Linked DNA regions of Homo sapiens: region 1 is linked to region 2. The links are chromatin loops, found by intact Hi-C in ENCODE. Cell type or tissue: endothelial cell of umbilical vein. All regions are shown on one strand.

What was found. A loop is a pair of places that touch in the nucleus more often than their neighbours do. Peaks named below come from ENCODE experiments on the same cell type or tissue, not always from the same donor. Only the 100,000 strongest peaks of a DNase experiment are listed, where the experiment ranks them.
Region 1: it touches region 2 in a loop (11-fold over the local background); 103 of 110 quality-filtered maps call a loop at or near these places.

Annotation. Positions count from the first base shown.
Region 1 is chr11:19,900,630-19,908,629 of GRCh38, forward strand. The region is part of intron 6 of NAV2 (neuron navigator 2); the gene reads left to right. Among named protein-coding and RNA genes, the nearest start is that of NAV2-AS3, 77 kb to the right of the region's middle. In endothelial cell of umbilical vein, CTCF peaks have their summits at 3,090 (motif pointing left) and 4,832 (motif pointing right); DNase peaks (open chromatin) are centred at 3,092 and 4,832.
Region 2 is chr11:19,560,138-19,568,137 of GRCh38, forward strand. It overlaps a transcript of NAV2 not described here. Among named protein-coding and RNA genes, the nearest start is that of MIR4486, 11 kb to the right of the region's middle. In endothelial cell of umbilical vein, a CTCF peak has its summit at 4,060 (motif pointing right); DNase peaks (open chromatin) are centred at 174, 1,014 and 4,184; H3K4me3 peaks cover 284 bases; H3K27ac peaks cover 2,272 bases.

The sequences.
Region 1 (8,000 bases), 340 kb after region 2:
CATAAGTATAAATTCTAGGGTTCCCACAAGGATTAGGCCCAATCAATTGTCATAGAACTCAGAGAAGCTCAAAATGATGGTGTCCTCAGGAAGTATTTATACCTCATTTATGGTTTTTCCCATCCAGATGTGTCATTTTTACCATAAGCAATGTGCTTAGTAATATAGTGGGCATTCTATCTTTATCACATTTCCAGGGGAACAGTTAGCAAGTTAACCCAAGGTCAAATTCTCGTCCAAAAGAGGAAAGGGTTTTGTTAATCCTTTTCCAACAGCAAGTTATCTTACCTCTCAGAGATTCAGTTGATTTATCTTTGAAGTGGCAACAGGCTTCTATAGCCCTAATGTTGGGAGAAAGTTAGATGTGAAGCATTCTTTCTCATTTTTTGCATAATCCAATTAAAACTCTAGACTGTTGTCTCTCAAGGTGTGATTCATGAGCCATCTCATCATCCCTTGAGGTAATTGCTAAAAAGACAAATCCCCAGGCATTACAAACTGAGTCCTTCTAATTCATATTTTTGAATAAAAGCCTAGAAGTTTACATTTCACACCCATGAGATCTTAAGGCACTGGAGCTTGAGAACCCTAGTTTTAGCAGGACTTCTTGGTTACCTTTAAAAGAGAACACTGCCTGCCGGGCATGATGACTCACGCCTGTAATCCCAGCACTTTGGGAGGCTGAGGCAGGAGGATTACTTGAGGTCTGGAGTTTGAGACCAGCCTGGTCAACAGAGCAAAACCCTGTCTCTAATAAAAATACAAAAATTAGCTGGGTGTGGTGGCGTACGCCTGTAGTCCCAGTTAAGTGGGAGGCTGAGGCAGGAGAATCGCTTGAACCTGGGAAGCAGAGGTTGCAGTGAGCCGAGATCACACCACTGCACTTCCTCCTAGGCAACAGAGCGAGAAAAGAGAACACTCCCTTTTAATTGCCCTTTAATTCTCAACAACTACTTTGTAGTACATTGTTATGGGGAATGGAGGTAATATAGTAAGACACCCAGACAAATGCCTAGCACATAGCAGGAGATTAATAAATGGGGAATCATTTAAATGTATGTATACATTTTGTCATATACATATTGAAATTTATTCTCAGAACCAGCAACTTACACTGGGTAGACTTAACTACTTGCATAGGTCTTATTTTCTTTTGGCTTTGTGCTATTGCCTCACTAACCTTTAGCAAAGTTCTTTCTTGCATTTTTCATTTTTACATTTTCATTGCTGTCTTGTTTCTGCTAAGCTAACAGATTCTTCCTTAGACTGGCAATATTAAAAAGAAAGTGTCCCTTTGAGGTCTAAATAGGGAAGCAGAGGGAATACAAGACAAAGAGGTGCTCTGAGGGAGAAGTTGGCTCACCTTGCCCTAGCTGGAGAATCATCTTTTAGCTCTTTGTCTCCTTGGCACTTGCAGAGCTTGGTGGTACTTTATGTGGAGGAGAGCACTGTCCTGTTCAGAGGAAGGGCGAGCACTATTAAAGCTGCCTAGAGAGGCACCTGAGTGACGTGCCCAACTGCCCTTACTCCACCCTAGCTTTTGTCCTTAACCTCAAGCATTACAGTCAAACATCAAGGTGAAAGAAATTGTATCCAGTGCAGTCTTTTGCCCCCTTTGGGAGTCATTTTCTTGATCTACTGTGTAATTTAAAAGAGCCTTCAGAAGAGGAGACACAAAAATCCCTCTAATGTGTGAAACTAATAACCTTTAATGCTGAAGCCATCCTTTTTTCACAGAGAAGAAGAATGCCACCATGTTTGTTTGTCTCTAAATATGGATACATTTCAAAACCAATGTGTGAACTTATGGTTCTGCTATATATCCTTTCTCTAAAATACAATAAACCTGGCTTTTTGTAACAAGGAGTAGAGAAAAAGAGAAAATATATCATTTGGAAAGATGAAAGATCTATTTGATTAGTCTTGTCTCAGGAATTGAAAATGACTAGTTGATGTTCATCCGATCTTCAGATGATAAATCTCAGCATTTCTCTTGCTTCCATCTGTTACGTGGAAACTATCACACATACATGAATTCAGTTTCATTTCAAGGATCATTGGGAGGGAGAAGTATTTACCTTTCTGGGTGCTCTCATAATAGTCATTTTTATCAAGCTCTCATCTGTAGTCAGGACTTAGTTCGGTCATCCCTTAGTTTAAGGTCCGCTTTAAAAGTTTATGTCCTCCAAGTTTAGGTATTTGACAGTGTTCAACAGCATGAGAAGATACATATATTTTGGGATAAATGAAACTAACATTTCTGTGAGCATATGTAGCCCATGTTCACAATGTGAAGTGCAAGCATGGAGTGCTGAGGAGAGAGACCCTGAACAGTAAAGCCTGGCAGCTCATGTAGCTGCAACTACTTACTGAGGAGTTTCTTGTGAATGTGCACTTGGCTGCCTCTCTGGGCCGAGGACATGACATCCTCAGGCTTCAGTGACTCTCGCAAATAAAGTGCTTGTTTCTTAGCTGCAGCTTGCCTTTGTGATTCCATCAACGTGTGCATTTCATTAGGGTACCAGTGTGTAGCCCACGTGCCAGGGAGCCGTCTTCTCCTGATGAAGGTGTCGGGGTTGCAATGAGAATATTTGAGACAATGGTCATGGTATATCTACTTGGTGGTGAGAGTGACACATGGGCCATTTGCAGGTGTCACACCCTGTGGACGAATGGTCATGCTACACGGTGGTTTGTGCCAAGGCCTCATGGACACAGTTCACATTCTTAGTGTCCTAGGAGCTCCTGCCATGATTCCTTAGCAGTGGTTATGCTTGTTTTTATGATGGCAAGGCTCCCCAAACTTTGTGGACAATGCACAGATAACAACTGCTGATGGAAATCAATGGCCTGGCCTGCTTCCTTCATAAGAGCAAAGGTAAAGGCAGCCTCTTAACATCTAATGCTCCCTTTGCCTTTTTCAGAGTTGGAGAATCACAGCATTTTTCTGAAATGTGGAGTGGGAAATCTAAATGTGGAGTGGGGAAGCTATAATTACATAGCTTGGAAAAAGAAAAGTTTAAGAAAAAAAAAAAAAAGTCCTTTGGCTCCAGGACAGCCTAGGACTGTAAGTCACTGCTGCCCCCTACTGCCCAAGTTTTGTGTGTGTTTCCTAGAGGATCCTTGGTTTCTAGCCTGGCATTCTCAGGCACTGTGCTTGGGAGGATAATAACTTGCAGACTGTCTAAATGCTTTCTTCCAGACAGGGCCTCCCCACATTTGTTTCCTCAATTTAGGAGAATGTATGTGAAATGGAGAAAACCCACAGTGTGGGTGTGATCAGGTTCATGTGGCCTAGTGGAAAGACTTTCTCTTGAGTGGTGAGGAACTGACAGCAGGCCTGAGCTAAAATTGGTCTTCACAAAGCCGTCCACCCACTCACTTGGGCAGGCAGCCAGCTGGTGGATTCAAGGATCAGGTTTAGCCCTAAGGAGAAGGATTTTTGAAGGCACTAGTTGATTTTTGCTGCAAAAAGGTTATGCTAGATTTGGTTCCATTTTTAAGAGGCAAATAATTCTAAACCAGACTGTATAGTGTGGAATAAATGATTCTCTCCCTTATTTATTATACATTCATGTACTTGGAATTCAGTCCTTCATATATTCATGTGTCTGAGGTTATTTATTGAATGTCTTCTATGTACCAAGCATTATGCCAGTCACTGAGTATTCAAAAGTGAAAAAGCAGATTATTTCTGCCTGCATGGAACTTAAAGTCTGATGGAAGAGACAGTAAACAAATGCAAACAGTATCATTACATTTTGTGGTAACTGGTCTTATAAAAAAAAAAGAGGGGTACTATGAATGAACTTAATTCTCTGGATTAGGTAGAAACTTAATTCTCTGGACTAGGTACAACCTCTTCAGGGTGAGACCCATAGCCAAAGTTTGCAGGGTCCATTGTGCCCATGATCCCCATTCTCCCACACAATGGTTGGAAATAAAGGATGTTTTTGAAAACAGTTTTATGGACAGAAACCAGTTCCCTTGCACAAATGAAGATCTATATCCTGAACTAGCTTTTTTCTTCTCTCTCTGGACATAGGGAGTAAAAGTAAAAAAAAAATACAGGGAGGCAAACTTTGGCTCCATATGTATATTGTGAAAAGAACTTTTCACATTTGTCTTCTCACAGTTGAATAGGCTCTCTTGAGAGTAGTGAGTTCCCTGACCCCAGAGGTATTCAAATAGAGGCTGGAATATCACTTGCTAGGGATGCTACAGGTGAGGTTTCTTACAATAGCCGGTAGGTTGGAATAGATTTTCTCTCAGATTGCTTGCAAATCTAGCATTTAATTACCCCAGGCAAGGGTAAAGTTGGTGTGATTTGTTCTGGAAGAGTCTCCTCCACCTCAGTAATTTCACACATATCCCCACAGTTTATTAGAGTTCCCAAAACCCCACCTTTGGATTGGTTCCCTTAAAAGTATTCATTCATTCCAAAAATGAGCTTTATTTTTGAGGGTGCTACTTGTACTCTAGGATTCATTTGTATGCTGGAAAAAGGCTGCATCTTACGTGGATATGCCTGTGTGCATTTGTGATGACCTCTTTTACTCCATTCACATTCTTGAGAAGATTTCTCCCTTAACTTCACTTAAATTGTCTTGAACTTGCCAAGTTCATGCTCAGAGGCCATCAGAGAGTTCACAGGCAAGGATGGGTGCCACACAGAAGAAATCATGGCTACTTCATGAGAAGTCACATGTGTGGTTTCCACCATTTAACACTTGGATAATTCCTTGCCCTCATCTAAGAGCCAGATAGGAATGTTCATGCAAATTATTTTTTAAAAAATCTATTTCACTGACATGCTGTAGGGGGCAGTATTCATTAAGGAAAACCAGGGACAGAGTCCAGGAAGAGCCAGTAATTTCGACCTTGTAGGGAAGAAACTGGGCCCTATTTTTAACTATTTCTGTATACTAGAGACTCATTCAGTCTGTCCTATTGTTCGTGCATGAATGAGGCTCTGACCTTCAGTAATGAACCTTCTTAGGGGGCCAGGATTAATTTGGCTTATGTTAAATTCATCTGGCTTGGAGTGAAAACCAGTGAATACCTGTGAGGGAGAGGGACTTTTCCATATAGGACATATGTGCTAGGGCAAGGATTCTTACCTAGGTCACCTGACTCCAAGCTTTTGCTCTTTTAGCCACAATTTGAACCATTTCAGGCTCATACCTTCCAACACAAGTAGTGTTTACCTCCCCCAGAACATCTTCAAACCTGTTACTGCCTAGGAAATAGATAATAATAAAACTTGTGGGAGCGAACCTTTTTTTGGACCCTCTCACCTTGATAAGTTTGGTGAAGCAGGTGCCTTACTCACCCCTATCTTCCCAGCCCCTCAAAATGAATGTTTTCAAATCATAGCCACGTATGATTTCTTACAAGCCCAAGGCTGATGGGACGGTCTTGCTAAGGTGCACCAGCTTCAGGGGGTCTCGGCTGGGCCTGCTCCTATGTCTGAGGGCATCTGGCACATTGACTGCATGCTGGCTGGTCTGTAATGGCCTCAGGTGAGACAACTCAGAATTCTCTACATGGTCTTTCATCTCCCAGCAGTCTGGTCTAAGCTATTCTTCTGGTGGTAGGTGAGTTCGAAGGCAGAGAGTTGAAATGTACAAGGCCCTTTGAGGCCTAAGCTCTGAAAGAGGACACCAGTTTTTGTCTTCATTCTGTTGGCCAAACCTAGTCACGTGACCTGCCCAAATTCTTGTGATTGGGAAACAGATTCCACCTACTGAAGGAGGAGCTGCAAAGTCACATTGCAAAGCGTACATGGCACAGAGAGGGGTGGACACTAGGGGCTGTTTTTGTAATCAATCTACCACAATAAACAGGTTGCACCCAGTGAATTTGTGTTGATGGATTGATTTCAGTTGTCAAGGTAATAGTCTCTTTCCACTGTAGTTGCATGAAAATGAGAATGCACTGAGCTCATTTAAGATGTACTAAGACATACTTGCAGTTTCCTATAAGTTATAGGGGCATGTAGTTCTAAGAACTCACGGGGGAGAGCAGCCAAAGCATCCTTGGTTACCCCAGTCCCATAGAAGGTGTCTCTAAGAAGCAGATGCTGGCAGGTCGGTGAAGGGGCACAAGCACCACTTGCTTTATGAGGCCCCTGTGGCCAAGGAAAGAAGGTAGGAACCAGCTGTTAAAGTAGAACTCCGCAAAACAGGTCTTACTCCACTTGAGTCTGTTCTCCAGCCTTTGGGATTCTTGGTATTCACAGGCCTACACTTCTCTGCTTTCTCTTTCCCACACCAACTGGCAAAAGTTGTTGTGTGATGAAGATGATCCAAATGTCAGACTTGGGCTCAGGACACCTGGGGTCTGGTCCCAGCAACTCTATTTGATGGCTGTGTGGCTTTGATGGGTCATTTAACACCTCTGAACTTCACATTCCTCAGCTCTAAAATGGAAATGAGGATAGCACCAACCACATAAAGTTATTGTACGGTTTCCGTGAGATGAAACCATACAGAAAAATACCCTAAATTGTGTATATAAGGTTTGTTGAATCAATGATTTCATAAGTGTCCAAAAGTCAGAAATGACTACAAAGGGGAAAGTAACCACAGCAGCTGAACTGAGAACCTCAGAGAGCCAGTTCTCCACTCCTGGTCTGTTGCTTCAGATCAAAAGTCTGAAGCACCCCTGTAGCCGCCTCTTCTTGCTCATCCTCCTCTCTCTCTGATAAACCGTGATGAAAAGTGTTTTTGAAAACCAAGGGACCAAGAAACACTGAATGACCTTCACTGAAAGGACGACTTTTAGCAAATGCACACTTGACATAGTTTGGTAAATATCCACCCTGTTATCTTTTGCTCCTGGTGTCTTAGAAATGTCACTTATTGATTCTTGAAATTCCCCCACTGCCACTCATAGGGGGAGGGGGAATTTGAGACAGAAGTATTGATTGAAACTAGTGAACACTGAAAGAAGCATTTGTTAGGTGGTCCTTTCCTTTTTTATAAATTGGCTAAAGTAGACGAAAGAAGATACATCTTTTGGCGGAGTTTTAAACAAAAGGAAATTAGCCAATTATATTCCTATAAAACAATGTTTGAAAGTCAGAATTGATTATTTTTCCACAGTGTTTTGGAACAAAGTACTCTGATAGGTGAAGGATCAAAGGTCTTTTCTCTGAATATGATTTTATTTTTCCTTTTGTTTTTTATCATCCCTCAGTCTGGGTGCTCTGATTGTCTTAATGCATCCAGACCCACAATTTGCAACTTGCTGCCCCATTGCTGGGGGCTGGTGACTACAGTGTCTTTGGACAGATTAGAGGAAAGACATTGTAGCTGAACTCCCAGGCAGCCCCCAGGAAAGGAGCAGGGAGCTTTCTGTGTTCCCTTCAGTCTGAGCATGCCAAGATGCCCTGGCTCTGGCCTTGAGGTGTTAGTCAGCATTAGCACTTATGATCTTGGCAACCGGAATGGCCACTGCTGGCCGGAAACTGATCAGAACTGTTCAGTCTCATTAAGGAGCCCCTCAGATCACCTTCTCAGATGTAACGCTTCAGAAATCATCAAACGGCTAAGGTAGAGGCTGGCTTCCTTGAAGTCTTTCCAGAGGCTTTGGCATATCTGCCTTTTGGATGAGCTTAACTAAACAGAGAGCTTTTGAGGTCCAGGGTGGGTGTGGGAGCTCTCAGGGCACTGGAAGTAACACTGTGGTGGGGTGGGAGGAGGGTATACTGAGCTTTTCTTGGCCCACCCGTTCACTCCCTCCTTCCTCCGTTAACCTCTTCCTCATCCTCACTGGTAACTCTCCAGCACCAGGAGGAGGAGACATTTTGCAGAGTGCTGGTCTGTATTTAATAAATAAATGCCTCTATCCTCTGCAGCACTGTCCAACGGTACTTTCTGCAATGATGGAAATAGCCTACGCTCTGTGCTGTCTAATATGGTAGCCACTAGCGCTACATGTGACTATTAAGCAATTGACATGTGGTTAGTGTGGATGAACGAATTTTTAATGTAGTA
Region 2 (8,000 bases):
ATCGGTGGTAAAAGAGACTATTTTCTTGATGTTGTGGCCTCCTTTGGTGATTTCTCCACTTAAAAAGAGAAAAAAAAGAGTAAGGATGTGCTTCCTGAGAAATCTGATAACTAATCACAAGCTTTAGACAAACCCTGAGATTCCCAGGTTATCAGCTATTGAGACATCTGCTTCCTGCCTGCGAGAAAACAAGTTCTCACTGGGGTGCGGGGCACTGGGGATGGCTTTGGAATCAAACTTTCTGGATTCAAGTCTTGGCTCTGCTACTTGCCAGCTGTGTGACCTTGGGCACTTTAATTGGAGTCTCTGAGCCTCAGTGTCTTCGCCTTTATAACGAGCAATGTGCCTCAGATGTCTGCTGTGAAGCGCCACTGAGGTCATACCTGTAAAAGCCCTGATGTGGAGTATGCCTTCAACAACATTGCAGCTCTTATCACATTTGATAAACAACATGCTGTGAATATAAGTTTATAGAAAACTCTAAAGCACTGTACAAATATGAGCTTTATTGCTATACAAATATTGGTTTATGACTATTAAGAATAATTAGCTATATGGCCTTAGGTAAGCTACTCCATCTTTCTGAGTGTCTGGTCTAGATAATGGGTTGCACATTCAGGTGACTTCAGGAACTACAGCTATACTGGGAATGAATAGAGTAGACCAGATAGAAGAAATGCTCATGTCAGTACACACTAAGTGGGCAAGAGGAAAGTGCATCAACAGCAAGGTCCCAAAGATAAATAAGTTTGAGAAACTCTGGGTTAAACAAAATTGAACAGGCTTCTTTCTTCAGGACTCTTCCAAGAGTTTTAAGTGCCTGGCTGCATAGTGAATTTCAAAGGGCAGGAAAGGATATATGTGCAATGTTTTCCAAACTTCCCTGACCTCAGACCCTCTTTTTCCGTTAAGACCAGTGTTCTTCTGAATACACCTGGCAAATTCTGGATGGATGACCTCAACCATCCCTTCCGATTCTAAATTTCAGCTTGGGTCTCTAAGGTCAGAAAGAGGCATTTCTGATAGAAGATAAAAGACAGAATGTGTGTTGGGTCTTCTTCCTTTGATTGTTCACTTTCATCAAAATGATGACTAATTCTGTTCACATGACGGTACTGCTCAGTGTGGTCAGCTGTGAGTGAAGCCGGATATCTGGGTGCAGCGTCTCCTAACCAGTCACGGAGAGTCGGGCGGGAAACCAGGGAAGGGGGACACTGCTGGGCCCACCTGTTATTTTGGGAAAATCAGGAAATTGTCTGGCCCTTGTGTTTGCTAGCCTCAACCTTCACATACATATATGAAATTCAGAAATCCAAGGCTTATAGCAAAGGCCACTTGAACTTGACCTTGCTTTCATCAGCTATTTAGTACAATATATTCAGTAAATTTCTCTTGTTAATCAGTGAACATTGTGTAAGCACCTATTATTACTAGATATCAGTAAGTTAATTATCTTCATCACTCTGTTTAATTTAGATATGTGTTTGGGGACTCCCTGAGATCTAAGTTAAATTGCCACGGATCCCAAATTCCATAGCCTGTGGCTATCTGAAGCCCTTCCTAAGATTTCTGCTTCTTATACCACTTGGCATTGAATTCCTTGAATGGGACCTCTGCCTTGCACTCTGTTTTAACCCCCTTGAGGCTCAGGGAGGTTAAGTGACTTGGCCAAGGCTCCACAGCCTGCAAGTCTGGCTCAGTTACGGTTGCCACTGGGCCTTGGCTAAGAAGAGATCCTGCCCCACTGCCCCAGGCTACCATCCCTGGGGATGATGAAGGGGGCTCCTGGAGATGAGGGCTGAGGTCTCCAACATTTTTCTACTTCAGGCTTTTCTTCTCTCCTGCCATTGATGGGCCTGGGTGTCACCCCATCCAGAGATGCAGGCACTAAGCCTCTGGGGGTGAGGGCCTCGTGCCTCCACACTGCATTCATTTAATCTTCCAACCATTTCCCTGGCAGTGGTAATATACCCATTTTACAGATACCCTTATAAGGATTAACTAGTAAAAATAACAAAAACCATCACAACAATCCACAGTTACAGAACTCTGACTGTGCCAAGTGTTATCTATATTTTCTCATTTAGTCTCGCAACATCCATATATAGAAAGACGGCACCTGCCTGTGAGGTGGATCATGACAGAATCAAGTTATTATGCCTGACCACCAACCCTTTGGGGCAAATCCGCTCTCAGAGGGTGGAAAGTCTTGTTGACAAGCAGAGTAGCCCCTGGGGCCTCAAGCTTTTGGGGCATCTCTGGGGGCTCCGGGCATCCTTTAGGGCAGGATAAGATACTTACAATAAACTCTCTCTTTGAGACATGGATTGGGTCTTCACTTAATGTTTTTGACTCTTCATATTTTTTTTTCAGTTTCAAGTTTTGACAGCCCTGGAGCTTAGGCACTAAATCAGCAACAGAATAGGATTCTAAGATGTTTGATTAGGGATTAGACCTCTGACACATGGCTTGCCCAGAGCTGGCTGATCTAATACATCTCAGAATCCAGGAAGAAAGGGACCATGTACCACAAAGCCTAATGCCTCATTGTGAAGAGAAAAATGAAGGCCCTGTGCTGGTGTGGATTTACGCAGCACTAAAGCAATAGTTCTCAGGTCAGAGCCCAGGTTTTATGTCTCCTAGTCTATAGATCTGCATCAGTAGCACCTACAAGACAGGGTTGCTTCATAACCAAGTTCCATTCAGAGCCAATCATATGTATTAATGGTGTGGTCAGTAAGATGTCAAGGAATCTCTGTCTATCCATCTAATCTCATGAGTTTTCTCTGGGTCCTAAAATAATGTCACCTTCAAAACATGGAGTAGGCCCTGCCAAGACACCTCACCTACCTAGAGAAGGTATTAAATACATTACCAGCAGAGACCCAATTAACATCTGGACCTATCAGAAAGCAGAAGCTGGGACACTGGATAGCTCAGTTTGATTGCTATGAGAGCTCTCAGGAAAACAAAAGAAATACAAAAGTTTGGATTGTGGGCAGATAGAATTTTCAAAATTTAGAGAAGATCCGAAATCTTTTCATTGCTTAGATGGACAAACCAAGACCAGGGAAAAGAAGTGAATTTCCCACGCCTGCCCAATAGTCAGGACAACACCTTCCCTACCAGCTCTCCATCACTTCCCCAGTCTCTCTTCCCAAACACAGCTCTACCAGTAATACAGAGTTGGGTGCCAGGACTCAGGAGTCGGAACCCCATTACACTTAGGCTAGATCTTTGTGAATATTGAGGCTAAGAGTGGAATTTAGTCATGGTCTCCTTTTGACACAGAGGGACCTTTATAGACCAGAGTCGATTTTTGTCTGTAACAACTGTAAAGTAAAATGAACACCTTGGTTGCTACTTGAGCCCTTGGATCGGGATGCACCTGGTGGGCTGCAGTAAATCTTGAAGTAGCATCCATTAATCAGCTACACCAGAATTCACCAATGTGCTTGTTAAAATGCTGAGTCCTGGGCTTTATTTACCCAAGACCCATTGAATCCCGGGTCTATGGGGCATTTTAATATGTATCCCAAGCGATTCACATGCCCCCAAAAGTTGGAGAACCGCCACTACAATGGAAGATCTGGAGTTAAGCTTGCCTGGGTTCAAATCTGGGCTCTGCCAGTTACCAGATGTATGAACTTCAGCATGCCTGAGCTTCAGACTCCTCCTGTAACATGAAGAGAATAGTAATAACTACCTCACAGGGTTATTGAGAGAGTTAAGGGAGGTAAAGCAGGAAAAATGCTTAGCATTGGGCTTGGCACCTTGCAAATAAATATTAAGCAAATCAATTAAAGCAAAGCAAATATATTTAATAAATTAAATATTGAACAAATAAATATTAGCTGCTACTGTAATGTCGTTCTTTAGATACATTCCCTGTCTTCACCTGTTCACATGGAGGCCAGCTGCAGCCTCTGCAATCAGGAGCCCGTCCCCACCTGAACCCCCGACCCCTACCCCTCCAGGGAAGATGAGCGGCTGTGAGAAGCCTGGCCTACCCATTCTGTGGCGGGGGCTTTGGGGAGTGCAGTGACAAGAGCCACCAGCAGGGGGAAGCATAAACACATTTCAGGGCATAGCGCTGGTGATCCTTGAGGGTGGGGCGCTCTCTGGGGGAATGGGCTGAGGCTGGGATCAGCGTTTCTTCTCGAATTTTCCCCCCACTGTGGACAGGAATATCTGGTGATGCTCACAAGACAGAATCCTGCTTTTCCTCTAATTGCTCAAAAAGTGAGACCCTGCGCTGGCTGACACTGGCTCTTCCCTGAAGCCTCAGGAAGCGGCTCATTAGCTGTTAATTTTATTTTCACCACCCAGTCGGGCTCTGGCAGGCCCTCGGCAGAGTGCTGGCTGCCGGGCCTTTCTAAGGAGACTCTTGGCAGAGCTCTGATCTGGGCGTCGTGTTCTTTTTCCATTTGGAGGAGCAACTGCGTGAGGTGCCTCACCAGACTTAGCGAGAGGGGCTGAGGGGCGGGGCGGGGCCTGAGTGTCCAGACCTGCCCTCTAGTTCCCTTCCTGCCGTCCCCTAGAAATCAGGGGGCCGGGAGGTCCGCCGCCGCTTGAGTGCCCACCGTGTGCTATTCTGTACCTCCCACCGGGCTCCCCAGGAGCATGTCACAGAGGGGAAGGCTGAGGCCCAAAGAGGTCGGGTGACTTGCTCAGAGCCACGCAGCCAATGAGCAGCAAAAGTAATAATGACACTGGGCCGGGCGTGGTGGCTCACGCCTGTAATCCCAGCACTTTGGGAAGCAGAGGCTGGCGGATCACCTGAGGTCAGGAGTTCAAGACCAGCCTGGTCAACATAGTGAAACCCTACCTCTACTAAAAAATACAAAGATAGCCAGGAGTGATGGCAGATGCCTGTAATCCCAGCTACTCGGGAGGCTGAGGCAGGAGAATCTCTTGAACCCAAGAGGCAGATGTTGCAGTGAGCCGAGATCACACCACTGTACTCAGTCTGGATGACAGAGTGAGACCCTGCCTGCCCCCTCTCCAGAAAAAGGTAATAATGGCACCGGCCGCCTAGTGTGTGCCCAGTATGTTGCCGGGATCCATCGCTGTCCTTTTACATATGTTTACTCCTACATCAATCAAATCTGTAAAGCCCAGTGGCTGAGGTTAAAGCCCATGCTTTTCTTCCTACTCCGCACTGCCTCGAAACCCTTGGAAGTACTCTTCTCCTATTTCCCTAATCTTTCAAATTATTCAAATTCCCATTTGTTCTCCAATTAAAGGTCCCCTCCTCCCTCTTCATCCAAGAGTCCTTTGGTGAGAGCTTCGGTAGTGGCTTGATCACATTCTGAATTTGAGATTTGCTTGTAATTAGCAGTCTTGAAAACACCAGTTCTTTGCTAGGCTCTGCTCCCAGGAACCCAGGAGTCAGGACATCTGAGGAAGGGCTACATGCATCACTGATCTCTCCCTTAACCACCCCTTTCATAGGTATCTGGAATAAGCTCAAATTTCATTGATTTTCCTATGGTGATAAATTGACAGCCCGCCTTTTTTTTCCACAGAAATTAATGCCAGTAAAATGACTACTACAGCCCACTCCCTGCTTTGAATACACCATTAAAATAAACCATGTCTGTGTGCAAACATGTGTGCACCCAATGAGATGTGCTTTTCAAAGACACTGTCATGCAATGTACACAACACTGTGCAGACATTTCAATTTTCCTCCTGGCTGTCTCGCCATCTAAAGACGAAATGCTCGATGTGGCCTGGCATCCAATGGCAGCTGGAGGAAAAGAACTTGCGACTTCGTGTTTCTCCTCTGGAGCTCTGGGCTTGCTCTCATTTGCACTGGTGAATTGTAATGTCAGCAACCTATGGATAGACCGCAGGACACTGGGCTGCAGCATGAAGAGCTATCCAAGGAGATTTTATTTTATTTTATTTTATTTTATTTTATTTTATTTTATTTTATTTTTTTGTGAAACAGGGCTTCGCTCTGTCACCCAAGCTGGAGTGCAGTGGCACCATCACAGCTCACTGCAGCCTCAACCTCTGGGGCTCAAGCAATCCTCCCACCTTTAAGCCTTCTGAGTAGCTGGGACTACAGGTGCACGCCAACACACCTGGCTAATTTTTTTTGTTGTTGCTGTTGGTAAGAACAGGGTTTCACCATGTTGCCCAGGCTAGTCTCAAACTCCTGGTCTCAAGCAATTCACCCACCTCGGCCTCCCAAAGTGCTGGGATTACAGGCATGAGCCACCACTCCCAGCCCAAGGTGGTCATTTTAATGTGCAGTTGTTACAGACAAGCAAATGATCTCCAGTTTGTAAAGATCTCTCTGAGTCAAAAGGAGACCATGACTAAATTCCACCTTTAACTTCAAGGTGATCCATAAACTTGAGGAGTTTTGCAAACGCCATTTGGCTCAGTTACTGAGATTCTTTGTGTCATTTTGGCAGCCACCCCTGTGCCTGAGACAGGGAGCTCAGGCAGCTGGTTGGAGCTGCTTGTGGATTCAGATATTCCAGAACTGCCGGTTATGTAGGAAGTTCATGCTATAGAGAGGAAGATGAGTATGAGACAGAGAATCCATATTTATGAAACACCAGACATTATCCTGGGCACACTCCATCCTCACAGCCATGTTGTGAAGATACTTACATATGCTCTGTCCAGCATCCAGGGAAACTAAGGTCTAGAGGGGCATGATAACTGGCCCATGGTCACCAAGGATCTGAAAGACACACCCACAAAGGCCTAACTCAAATCCATGTATTTTCACCATTGCCTGTGAGAAAGAATCTTCCATATATTATGTTTATTTGTTTGCATTTATTTGTTTTATGAAAAAGGTCTACACTTTCTGCAGCTGTCACTTTTGCAGGCAATAAGGATACCTTTCTGGAACGAGAAATCTACATTAGACCAGAGACTGGATGATGGAGGGCTGTTTCTGTAATATTTATCCCTGCAAAGTAAATATTTCTGTCTCCACCATGTTCCAGAATTTCCCTGCTGACAGCTTCACAGATACTTCTTTTTCTCCTCTCTTGAACATCCAGCTATTGCCGGGGACAGGATGACCGGGTGCAACTGGTTCTTTTCACTTTTGACTGTGGACTTCTTGCAGCCAAAGAAAGAAAGGCTGGCCAGTGATCCACACTGGGTGAGGATTGGAGGCCAGGGCTGTGGAAGGGAAGTGTAGTTTGCATCCTAAGTGGTGATCCCAGGGGACAACCGACCCACTAGAGAGCAAAACTGAGGCTTTCCATGCAATGTTTTGGACCAATGTATATGGTTCCCTGAAGTCATCTTGCAGATTTATTTCTGTAATGTTCTCACATTTATTCCCTTCTCTCTTTTCCCATCAGCACTGTCCAGAGAGGTTGAGTGATTTGCCCCAGGTCACACAACTAGTAAGTGGCTGAACAGGGCATTAATTCTAGGCTTTCTGCCTCCCTGGTTTGTGAGCTTAACCATTGCACTGTAGCTCTAAGACTCTTGGTGAGCCAGGCCCCCCTTTGTCCCCAGCCTTGGCCCTCAGACATCTCACTATGGCCCTTTAACCTCCAGCCCTGGAGCTTAATTCAGTCCCTCTGATAGACCACATTCTTCCTTGTCTTTAGGTCTTTCCATAGGCTATTCTGCAATCTGGAACTCATTTCCTCACTTTACCCTCTCTTTCAAAAAGAAAATCCTCCAGGAACCTACTCACAGTCATGCTCAGGTTAAAGTTCCTCCTTCCGAGGGGTCTCCCATCACTGACCTTCTCCCCAGGCTGCATACACCCTGCCTCATGCCCAGTCAGGGGCTCTGTGTACCCTCGCATCCTAACACCGATCACACTATAGTGTAACTTCATATTTCATATTCTGTCTCCCCCTGGCTGTGCACTCTCTGAGGGCAGGTGCTTGTTCACAGCTGTGATCCTGCAGCTGATGCAGCGCCTGGCTCACAGTAGGTGCTCGGTAAATGTTGAATGGATGAAACATGAATGAGCAAGTCAGAGAACCAGTGCCTGTGCCCATTTG